Regions from separate parts of the Mus musculus genome. Here region 2 is linked to region 1. The links are chromatin loops, found by intact Hi-C in ENCODE. Cell type or tissue: heart. All regions are shown on one strand. Links, peaks and the distances in the headings refer to the core of each region. The heading gives the core; the rest is flanking DNA.

The links. Hi-C counts contacts between places; a loop is a spot of excess contacts. Peaks named below come from ENCODE experiments on the same cell type or tissue, not always from the same donor. Only the 100,000 strongest peaks of a DNase experiment are listed, where the experiment ranks them.
Region 2: it touches region 1 in a loop (4-fold over the local background); 3 of 42 quality-filtered maps call a loop at or near these places.

Annotation. Positions count from the first base shown.
Region 1 is chr10:34,277,355-34,283,513 of GRCm38, reverse strand. It overlaps Tspyl1 (testis-specific protein, Y-encoded-like 1), which reads right to left and starts at 1,324. Exons shown (of 1, transcript NM_009433.3): 1 at 1-1,324. The coding sequence starts at 1,233. The coding sequence ends at 94. All of the region lies in intron 1 of Gm26564 (a long non-coding RNA gene), which reads left to right. In heart, for the core only: a CTCF peak has its summit at 2,761 (motif pointing right); DNase peaks (open chromatin) are centred at 753, 1,343 and 2,743; H3K4me3 peaks cover 2,233 bases; H3K27ac peaks cover 1,530 bases.
Region 2 is chr10:34,415,872-34,422,030 of GRCm38, reverse strand. It overlaps Nt5dc1 (5'-nucleotidase domain containing 1), which reads left to right and starts at 3,480. Exons shown (of 12, transcript NM_176968.5): 1 at 3,480-3,670. The coding sequence starts at 3,578. In heart, for the core only: no CTCF peak of the experiment used is centred there; a DNase peak (open chromatin) is centred at 3,450; H3K4me3 peaks cover 1,625 bases; H3K27ac peaks cover 1,293 bases.

The DNA.
Region 1 (6,159 bases), core at 581-5,580:
GGAGGAAAGAAATCAAAACACTGCATACCCGTTGCATTTGCTCAAGCACAGGTGAGAAGGGACCAGTTCCGGCCGCATTTTCAAATGCAAAGATTAACCTGACTGGAAGCCAAAAGGCCTGGGAATCTCCACTGGCTCCCTTATTGGGCGACGTCGGGGTCTACGGATTCCTTCACGACACAGGTAGTATTGCAGTGGGTTTGGCCACAGATCCTCTTTGATAATCTCAGCGATTCTGTCAGATTCTGGAAGGCTGTGGTCCGAGAACCAGGTGAAGAAGCTGCAAATGAGATCTTGGTTTCTGCGAATGAAGGACTGGGGCTCATGCCCTCTCCGCCAAATGATTGGAGTGGAAAGAGACACCACTCGACCAGATGATCTCACTTCATATTCCTTGACAATCAGCTTGTTTCTGAAGTAGGGGTTTCTTCGAAAAAAGAACTTGAATTTGCAGCCAGTCTTAGGGTGTCTCAGTTCCTTCACCTCCAGACTGGTTACGTACCTTAACATCTCTGCATCCCGACCCCTAATCATGGCGGACAACTGAGGGTGGTTCCGGAAGGCAGTCATCCAGAAGCCTGGGATATTCTGAATGATGTAGTTCCTCCGTTCCAGGTAGTGTCGTCGCATTCGCCCAAACTTCTGCTCCAGATGTTGGAAGGCCCTGTCGGCCTGAGCATTCACAGTGTCCAGTTCCAGCTGGATGGCCTCCAGCGGGTTCCTGCGAAGATCTATGCCCAGGTGCCAGGGCCCTGCCTCCTCCGGCGCCTCCCTCACTCCTCCACTCGCCTCCAGCATCTCCATTTCTTCGCCCGCGGGCTTCTGCTCCACCTCCATCACCTCCTCGCTCCCTGGCGTGGCCACTTCTGACTTTTCCGCTGCAGCCGCGACGGTGCCCGGTTCCGTCTTCACGTCACGGGCCTGGGACTCCGCTCCCCGAGTTTCTTGGGCCTTCTCCACATATTTCGGTGTCACGAACACCGCTGCCGCGGGGCCCCGAACGGAAGGAGGTGACTCTCCCTGCCTAGCTGCGGCCACCCGAATCTGGGGGACAAGGCCCTCGACATCTCGGGGCGCGGGGCTCCCCACGATCCCTGCGCGGCCCTCACCTGTCACCGCCTTCTCCTCGCCGAGCAGCGGTCGCCGGTCTGGGGTCCCCGAGACAGTGTCAGCATCGCAGTGGCCGCGGCTGTCGGGGACAGGGGTCCCCTCGTCCCGCTCCGGGCTGCTCATGTCGGGTCTAGTCGCGCAGACCTCCGCCTACAAACAACAACCCTCACGGTCCCCCGCAACCCCAGCTCCGCCCCTCGCTCTCTCCAGCGCAGTGACGCCAGAGCCACAGCCCGCAAGTCTCGCGAGAACCTGCAGCGCACCTGATTGGTTCTTCAGCTCGTGACTTCCGTATTTGTTTGGCTTCTGTAAATGTAGCGGATAGCGGTTGTCACGTTTGTTTCCGTAAAGGGATGTCAATCATCCTAGGAGACTGAAGACAGTGGCGGGGCTTCTGGACCTGGCTTCTGGACCCTTCGCCCGCATCCGGGCTGCAGCCGTGTGTGTGTCTGTGTCTGCAAACAAGTTCATCCCCTTTCCACTTATGTGGAACGGTAAAAACACCTCCTGGTATTAGACAAAGCTAGGAGCCAAATGTTTGTATTAACCAAGGTGAATGCCACGGTTCCCCACCACCACCACCACCACCACCACCACCACCACCACCACCACAGAACTGAAAAAAATAATGAAGTCTAGCTTGGTGTGATGGCCCTTGTCTGTCGCCTCAGTGCTCTGGTGCTGAGGAGGATCGTTGACTTGGAGGCTAACCTGGGCTGCATACACGTTGGCTCAAAATAATAATAAAAACTCAGTTCTATTCTAAGCTCTGACGTTACTGGGGAACAAAGATCTGTGGGTTTGCTTTGGGAATTATTCTTTTTGGAAAAGATTTTGTGGTCATCATTAATGATTGTTTTTACTGGTGTGTCTTGCACCGTGGCATCGAATAGTTTGCATAACAATCCTCTGATGTATTAAGATATCCATTTTATTGAGACAAGGAGAGACTGGGTCTCTTACCAGAATAACATAGAAAATGACAGAGCGATGATTTGAGCCCTGGACATTTGATTCCCGGGTTCTCTGAACGGGATGTGACGTCACTTTAGGACATAGGCATAAATGCATAGTCTATATCAAGTTGATACATATTTTCTCCCACCTCCTTTCCGCATCCATAAATAGATTAATATTTAAGAACACATTCATTTCCTTTCTGTTTTGAGAAAAAGAAGGTAGTTATTCGTGGTCCTCAAATTCAAATTTACCAGAAAAATGTCACCTTCTGTATAACAAATATTTCCAAAACACCATTTAACGTTTTTCGATAAAGTTCATAGACAATATAACCCATCTACACACATAAATAGAAAATTTAACAATTTTACTATAAAGCTTACTGTAGTGGTGGCGATTTTAGTATAGCAAAGGGGTCACCGACTTAGGTTATTATAAGAACTATATGACGTGGCATTTATCACAGTGGTAAACGCACCAATAAGAATGGCGTGGTTAGAAAATTACACATCTCATAAAAGTAACTGCGGATGGAGAGTGACACAGATGCCTATGTCAGGTCTTCTGAAACTGTAATCCAATTTTGGTGAAGTTCTGGTAAATAATGTCTCCTCCTCTCTCCCTTGCACTGTTTCTTCCACACAGAGAAAGGAATTTCCACGGTTAAATTCTTGCTAGGCGTGTTATTTCCAACGACTGTCACTAGAGGGAGCGACTTCTCCTTTAGAAAATGATGCTACACCTATGACAGAATGGATTCTTGTAAATGAAATTGAGCCACAGTCTTTTACTGAGACTAAACTATGAATGTTAGACGATGCATCTTAGACATGATTCATTTTATTATTATTTTCCACTAACTATCATATAGAAGTGTCCACTTGGTTTTGTTTAGTCTGACAAGGTCCCCATTTGTCTTCAACTTGATTCAAGTTCTAGCTTTGGTTTGTTTGACCTGGACAAGTCACCCCTCTAGGCAGGCAAAGGTGCTTGCTGCGTAGCCTAAAGATAAGTTTAATCCCCAAGACCGGACCAATGGGGAAGAAAGAAAAAATGACTCCTGCAAGTTTTCCTTTGTTCACCACAAGGATCCCCCATGGCACACAAACACACACACACAACCAATCAATGAATTAATTTGATTTGTTTTGATTTTTGTCTTTGTTTTTCAAGACGGTTTCTATGTGTAGCCTTGGCTGTCCTGGAACTCTATCTGGTGCTTACGCCTCCAGAGTGCTGGGATTAAAGGCATGTGCCACCACTGCCCCACAATTTCAAATAATTGTTAATACTTAAAATGGAAACTATCATTTATATTTTAGAACTCTAATATGAAGATGACACAAGATGTATAAAGTATAAAATGATATATAAAGTAGGTAGCATTGTAAGCTTTCAATTAGCAGAACATAGTAATATTATTTACATTCTATGCTGAAGCTTACATGTATTTTAATTAAGTTTTTGTGCACTAACTTAATGATTTCAGGTAGAGCATTAATGCATTCATTCAGATAAGGATATTGAATGTATGTGTTATGGAGGAAATGAGCTTGACTTGGTTCCTGCTTTGGATAAGGACTGACTGACCAAGCCAGCTCAATCAGTCAACAGGTTCTCCAGGGCAGCAGAGAAGATTAAAAAGAAAAAAGACAATTAGACAACACTGTAGCATGACCCAGCCAGTTCTGAGGCTGAGGCAGGTTTATTTTTTTCCAAATCTGCTTTTATATCATTTTAATTACATGTAAGTAATAAGTCAGATCTAGGTGAAGGAACAAGCAAGACAATAAGTACAAATAGTCAAGGAACAAGCAAAGCAATAAACAAAGTCCTGTTTCTAAGGGCTTATCAGGATGAAGAAGATATCTGAGCCTACTTCTGGGTCCTAGGCCAAATTCCCATTCTTGCCTGAAGCCTACTTCTTTGTTCTAGCCTAAAATTAGATTCTAGCCTGAACTTACTTCCTTGTCATGGCCCAATGTCAGATTCCTGCCAAGCGGTCCCAAAAGCTGTCCACAGTTGACCAGCTTGAGAAAGAGGTGAAGCCTGGGGACATAGGAAGCATGTTTGCACAGTAGCCCAGCTACTGCACTGTGCACTCTACACTTGTCTAATGGAATTTCCATGTCCATGTGGCTACTATATCAGTCACATTCACTCATTTAATGTGCTGAATGGTAATATATGAGAAATGACTGCTAAACTGAAGACCACACAACATCCCTTGTGAGACAGTTCAGTTGGACATTTTTCTAGACACAGCATCATGGTAGGAGATAGAAGGAATGCTGGAACTAAAATGGCCTACAAAGAGATCTCAGAGACACCACTTTTAAATGCTTTATGCAGAAAAAAAGCAATAGAATCCATTCTTTAGCTCACGTTATTAAAAGAATATAAAAGAATATAAATATATATTATATAATAATGTATAATATAAATATATAAATATGTATAATATAATTATATGTATATATTATATATAATATAAATATATAATTATATATAATATAATATTAATATATAATTATACATGTAATATATAAGTAAATTGAGAAGAAATAGTAACATTAGAAGCACTTACTGCCTTATCAAATAGATGATCCAGATGTTTTGCTCCTTCACCATAAAACCAAAACTGACTAAGCCATCACCCTCTGGAGAAAAGAACAAAATAAAATGCAGCAGGTACTACAAGTCTTACTTGCAAAATTTGAAAATTAAATTATTTAAAAAGTCAGAAAAATACATTACTATTGACAAATGCCCACAATATTTTTGTAAAGTAATAATGTAAGATAATATAAAAGATATTTGTATGTTATATAGGTGTTTTAGTGTCATTATGAACCATAGAAATTTAGCTAGTATAATACCTGAATTTAGCCACTTCATAATCTGGCTTTTGTATCTGAAACATTTCAAACTTATAATGCTCAGAAATTTCATACAAGGCAAAATATTTCTGGGTATTTTCTAAGTGTGGGGCATAGATCTGTAGTCAAAGTCCTTTAAAGATTTTTCCCATGAATTTGTGTTAGTCACAAATCATTAAAACCCCAGACCTTGTTTATAATCTTACAAAAATGCTTTCAAATATATGAGTACAGACTCAGAGTCAAAGACCCTTTATAGAACAACCAGACCTTCATGATTAAAACCACAATAAATGAATGGATGGATGAATGAATGAATGAATGAATGAATACATAAATAAATACAATGAGCCCACTTGTCTTAAAGGAAAGTTCATCAAGGTCACTCATTTTTCAAGTAAAAATTAATTCAATGTGAAAAGCTAATGTTTTGATGTTTAATTTAATGTCCTAGTTGTCATAATTCTTCATCCTTCAGACGAAACTTTGCCTTGTGAAATATTTGGCTCTAAGATTATACTGTAACATTCTATGCATGTCTATTTTGAAAATGTAAAGGCTGATTTCGAAAGAGACTATTCGGTCCTTCAATTATCAGTGGAACAGTTCATAAACATTGAACTTTTGCCAGATAACATGTGTTGTGCTAAATGTGCCCATGACATAGAAGTAAATTCACTTTATTGTGAAGATCAAGATACCTCTGTAAAGTTATATTAACTAATCTGTAGTGAAGCATAGATATCGTCCTGTTTGCCTGACTTCAGAATTCTTCCTGCCATATACCATTTTGCTTTTCTGACATCTTGAAATCTTTATCAACATATGGAAACCTAAAAGTGACTGCTGCCTTTTTTTATTGACATTTTTTCCAGGATCTGTATCTTGAATGATCGCACCCAAAGGATTCCTAAGCAGTGTTGTCTGCATTGAGTGAAAGAATAGATTCTACCCTTGTCAGAGTTAAGAGTTTCTGTTGCTGAGAGGAAAACACCATGACCAAAAGCAAGTTGGGGAGGAAAGGATTTGCTCAGCTTACACTTCCACATCATAGTCCATCACTGAAGGAAGTCAGGGCAGCAACTCAAACAGGGCAGGAGCCTGGAGGCAGGAGTTGATTCAGAGGCCATGGAGTGGTGATGCTTACTGGTTTGATCTTCATGGCTTGCTAAGCCTGCTTGCTTATAGAAGCTAGGAACAGCAGCCTAGG
Region 2 (6,159 bases), core at 557-5,556, 140 kb before region 1:
AAGTTTAAACTAAAATGGAAGTCAGATTTGGAAGGCCTTTTACTTTAGATTCACAAAAGCATTATGGAGGTCAGTGCTTCCACTAAAACTAATAAGGGAATGTTCGTTGATAAGAACAAGGGACAAAAGCTAGTCAAGCAAGGACTTCAAAAGACTTTTGTCCCTAGCCAGGTGTAAAAATGTCTTTGATTCTCTTCACACAGAGGCTAGGAATGCACAAGGGACCTCTGGTTCCTTTTCTGTCTCGTCTCTGTACTATGTGGATGAGCACCACTGCCTGGACACTGTAAATGATGGTGTAGCTAGAACTGAGCAGTTCCTGGATAGGTCAAGGGGGCGAGGCAAATGGACCAAGCAATGGCCTTCCCAGGCCAGATCCAGCTTCTGCCATCAGAACTGTAGGAATTCCCTTGTTGATTCTCCATCCTGGGACTTGCTCCAGTTACACAGGGACTCTGCCACCTTCTTCTTCTTCTTCTTCTTCTTCTTCTTCTTCTTCTTCTTCTTCTTCTTCTTCTTCTTCTTCTTCTTCTTCTTCTTCTTCTTCCTTCTCCTTCTCCTCCTTCTCCTTCTCCTTCTCCTTCTCCTCCTCGTCCTCCTCCTCCTCCTTCTTCTCTTTCTTCTTCTATTTTAAGCTCCCATCTACATTTCTGGACTAAAACTCCTTTCTCAACTCACCCTCCTATCTTCTTTCTCTGAATTTGAGAGTCAAGAACCCAGAGCTACTAATTCTGTGAAAGTTTTGTTTACCTGTGACTTTGTGACACCATAATTCTTGAGTTCAAGCCCTTCTGAAGCTAGGATGCCCTGACCTCTTCAAGGACCCTACTTTTACACTCATGGACCCCAGTTTCCTACATCAGTGTGAGCTACAAAAAAGCCTGCCTTTTCTCTTCACAGACAGTAAAGAATGGAGGATCTCAGTGGTCTTTAATCTCTGATTACTGACACGCTCAATTTTCTAGAGGACTTTCTCCTGTTCCTATTCCAGATTTGTTTGAGGCTCATTATAACAGAAAAGTTGTCAATGTGATTTCAAATGAGTCCATTAGGTATTATAAGCAAGCACCCTAACTAATTGCACTATCCATTGAACTATAATTAACAGAACTAATTTGGTCTATTTACCTTCTAAGAGTTAGTATCTGTAAGGGTTAAGTGAAATTCTCAACTATTTATATCATTATGCCATTTCAATTGCTCTTTCTCACTAGAGAAAAGTTTTTTTTTTAATTTAGAGTAACAGTATGAAGATTTGTATTTTCTCATTTAAATGGAGAAGTATGAGACAAAAAAAGACTTAATATACTTGTTTTTTCACATGCAGAGGCTGAAAGTTAAATGGTTCTGACATCCTTTGTCCCAACTGTATTGAGTTTTCTGAATCTAAAATAGTGTAATCCTGAATCAGGCAAATCATCACTCCTACCACTCTGTACTGCCTGCTCACAAAAGTTCTGGGTACAAAACTTTTTTTTTTTTTTTGATGAATTCCATTCATCAATGACATTTTTGATGTCTTCATAGAAAAACTCAATTAAAAGCAGGATAATCAAATAACCACCAGTGTAATGGGCTATTTCCTGGTTGTTAGCTTGACTATATCCGAAATGAACTACAATCCAGAACTGGAGGGCTCACCTGTGATCCAGATTTTGAGGCTGGAAGACACAAGTTTCTGATCTGGCTCTTGTCATGGAGATCTTGAGACATGATGACCGTGAAAAGCTTAGGCTCAGGCAAGGTAGTACAGGCCTTTAATCCCAGGAGACTGAGGCAAGGTGATATCTGGATTCAAGGTCAGCCTGGGACAAAGCAAGTCCTAGATCCAGGCATGGTGGTATGCACCTTTAATCTGAGCCACACTTTCTCATAGAAGCCTACCCAGGGACATTGGAAGAAGGAAGATTCACTCTTTTTCTTTTTCTTTTTTATTAATATTTTTTATTACTACGTATTTTCCTCAATTACATTTAGAATGCTATCCCCCATACCCCCCACACACACACACTTCCCTACCCACCCATTCCCATTTTTGGGCCCTGGCATTCCCCTGTACTGGGGCATATAAAGTTTGCGTGTCCAATAGGCCTCTCTTTCCAGTGATGGCCGACTAGGCCATCTTTTGATACATATGCAGCTAGAGTCAAGAGCTCCGGGGTACTGGTTAGTTCATATTGTTGTTCCACCTATAGGGTTGTAGATCCCTTTAGCTCCTTGGATATGTTCTCTAGCTCCTCCATTGGGGGCTTTGTGATCCATCCAATAGCTGACTGTGAGCATCCACTTCTGTGTTTGCTAGGCCCCAGCCTAGTCTCACAAGACCTACTTCTACAGAAGACCAGTTCAAACAACTAGCCTCACGGGACGGAGCAACTACCAAACTCTTCGAATTCCTATTAACAGTTGACCAATGCTCGGTGAGTTGAACTACAGACTATAAGTCATCACAATACATTCCTTTAATATATAGAGAACTCATTCCATAAGTTCTGTGTCTTTAGAGAACCCTGACTAATACAACCAGCCTTGGTGTTTTTGGTAAGGTGGTCTTCCATAATACGTAATATATTTTTTAATGCATTCCAATGGCTGAAATGATGCCAGGAATGTCTTTCATGTCTTATTACCAAACTATAGAGTAATAAAGCTGTTGATTCAACTTTCAAAGTCCACTTACCAAACTGTATGCTAAAGGGGTCTGTATTAGTCAGAGTTTTACTGCTGTGAACAGACACCATGACCAAGGCAAGTCTTATAAAAAACAACATTTAATTGGGGCTGGCTTACAGGTACAGAGGTTCAGTCCATTATCATCAAGGTGGGAGCATGGCAGCATCCAGGCAGGCATGGTGCAGGCAGAGCTGAGCGTTCTATGTCTTCATCCAAAGGCTGCTAGTGGAAGACTGACTTCCAGGCAACTAGGGTGAGGATCTTATGCCCACGCCCACAGTGACACACCTATTCCAACCTGGTCACACCTATTCCAACAAGGCCACACCTCCAAATGGTGTCACTCCCTAGTCCAAGAATATACAAACCATCACAGGGTCCAACAGTTATTTGTGCTCATAATTTTCTCACACACTGCTCCCACACTCAAGCCTCAAGGGATGAGGTTTCACTGGTATCATTTAGTAGTGTGGCGCCTGAAAAATGAACGAGAATTCCCACTAATTCTGTGAAACCTTAAGCTACATTAAGGACATTGGCTAGCAGGGTCCTAGTTGAGCATTTTAGCTCCTGCTGCACTGTACTAGCTGGAAGCAAGCCGTGGAACTGGCCTGAACCAGCCAGCAAAACTGGGGCGATCCAGGAGGCAGACAGGCCACTGACTTGGAGACGCGGGAGTGTGCTCAGAACCCGCCCTACTTGACTAGCTCCTCCCGACCAGACCACGCCCCGCCCGTCTGTCTTATATAAGCCTCCGCCCCGCCAAGCTCCGCCCCGTCAAGCCCCGCCCCGTCAAGCCCCGCCCCGCTCCGCGTCCTGCCTGCGAGTTACGCTTGTAGAGTCCCGGCAACTTCTCGCATGCTCTACCGGCCTTCCGGTCTGCGTTACCCGCCGCTGCCCTGCCATGGCTCAGCACTTCTCCCTGGGCGCCTGCGACGTGGTCGGCTTCGATCTCGACCACACGCTGTGCCGCTACAACCTGCCCGAGAGCGCCCGGGTGAGTGGCACGGACAGCCTCTAAAGGCGGCTGTGTAGAGTGTCGTAGGTCCCCGGCCGCTGGGCGGAAGTGTACTTTCAGGGGTTCTGCGGTCTTGAGGAGGAAGCCAGGGGCAGAAGATAGCGCAAGACCGAGCCGGGAAGCCGACTTGTAGAACCCTGAAAAAGCGGGGTCAGGGGCTTTGTGTGTCATTTGTTGATCCCAGGCCCTATTATTTTTTCCAACTCCTCTGGGCACCAGCTGAGTGGGTACAGCCACTTGTTTTGAACTTCAAGAAAACATGGCTGCATCTTTCCTTTTGCACACCCAAGTAATCACCTGTCAGAGTTTAAGTATTTCATACAGGGAGAGACTGTATAATAAATAGTATTGTGAGAAACACTGGGAGAAGTCGTTAACATCTTAGACCTCCTTTTGTCTTTACCAAGAGAAGAAAACAAGCATTTATTGTGCACGTACTACTTGATCTGTGCGTTTTAAATAAAGTTGTAATCTCAACAGAATCTACCCAGAATATGAGGGGATTAGATTGCTTTATTTGTAGGCTTATACCCTCATCTTAATCGCCCTGCTTTCTCTGACCCTTTGGGTTCACAAGAAACTAAAGAATTAAGAATATCACAGTGAGAAGTCTAAGCAGGACTCTGCAGTCAAAGTCCCTGGTTCGGGACCCTGGCACCAAGTGCCTAGCCCTGTGACACTGGGCAAATAATCTGGGTTCCTTCTCAATTAACCTTTCGAGGATTAAGTGTGCAGCCGATTGTTTGCTATTACGGTTAGCACCCACCACATCACTAGTGCAGACCACAGTCAGTGTAGTCCTGTCAGTGCCCCAGTTGGTCAGATTCTCCAAAATCAAAAATGAGGCTCCTGAATCACTCCGGTGTGTTTTCAAGCATACAGATGCTTTAAAAAAAAAAAAAGGTGTGTGTCCCTGCTGGGGCTCTGTTTTGCTTGCCAGTTGCACAGATCTCATTTCCTTTCTCATAGTTTAAAGACATTTAAGTCTTGGTCCTTTGGCTACTCTTTCAGAGTGTTCTCTGGGTGCTAATTTCTTTCCTTCCACGGCGTTCAGATTCCAGTCTGGTTCATCTTATGCCCTTCATCTGTATTCACTGTCGTTCATGGAGAATGTTGTTTAACCTCTGTCATGTTAAAAAGCCAGTTTTGTGCGTGTGTGAGCATACACATTTTAGGATAGAAGATTCAGAAGATACTCTACTGCAAGTTTTGAATCGCAGTGCTGATTAAAGGCTGAAAACGATACCCTGGTGAATCTTGGTTATGCTTGGTATAGAAATCCTAAGTCTCACCGAGTGCTGAACACCAGGACATAGTTAGGGACACACATCAACCACACACAAGTAGGAGCCTCTCTGTGGTTAGCAACCTGTTACCAGAAAGACGATGTAAAGTTCTTTTGCATTCTTATGGGGGAGAGGAGTATTTGCCAAGGCTTGCTATTGCCTGTCCCGGAGGGAGGGTCTCTTCCCTTCCATTCAGTGTCTCTTCATCATGTGGGGTCTCATCTTAAGTACTTAAATTATGAAATCACCCTCCCACCGCCGTCCTTCTCTTCCCTCCTAGGAAGCCTTTTGTGTCACCACTTACAATTTCTTTAAACCTTACTTCTCCAAATGCTCAGCAGAAGCTTTATATATTCTAGTTACTCTTTGGACTCCCCCACCCCCAGCCCCCGAGAGCCTCTGTCTTCTGAGTTACAGAAAACAGTGTTTTCTATGTCTTGAGCATACTGGGCTTAGTGATTTACGATGTGGTTGGAATTAACTGAATATGATGACACAGTCACTTTTTTTCCCCCTTTTTGGTATGGTGTATGTATGTAAAAGTAGCTTTTGCTCCCCTCACGTCATTGTTGGCTTCATCTGCTAGTCTAGGCCTAGTCTTGGAAGGTTCTAGCCTATGTACAATCTTATCGAGGCCTAGAAGGTTTAGTCTCTGAGACTTACTGCTTTCTAGCTCTTTCTGAGCTTTAGCTGGCTGGTTCAACTTAACTGTTCTGGCTCAAAACTCCTCTCCAAACCGACTGCTTCCATCTGGCCTTTCTCTAGGCCTCTAACTGAATGCCCTGCCTGGCCTCAGACTAACTTTGGCAGTATGTTCTTAGCTGGCTCCTTCTCATTCTCTAACGTGTTCTGTGTTCACCTGTGTCTAGCTTGTTCTCTCTCTGCAACCTGTCTCTGTAAAACTCTCCCAGTTCTCTTTCTCTCTTTGCACAGCCCTTCAAGTAGCTTCCCTTTCCTCTCTCTTCTGCGAGTTGGGCATATCCTATTCTGTTGATTCATCACTTTATCTGCCACTCAATTAGATATCACTTTCAAACTTGGATGTTTCCTTCTAGAAACTAACTTTACCTTCATTGTTGGGATTAAAGGGGTGTATTTAGGGTGTATCTGAATTCCAGCCAGAGGGATTAAAGGTTTGTGCTAAGACTGAGCAACACCACAATTAGAAACAGAGGAATGCCA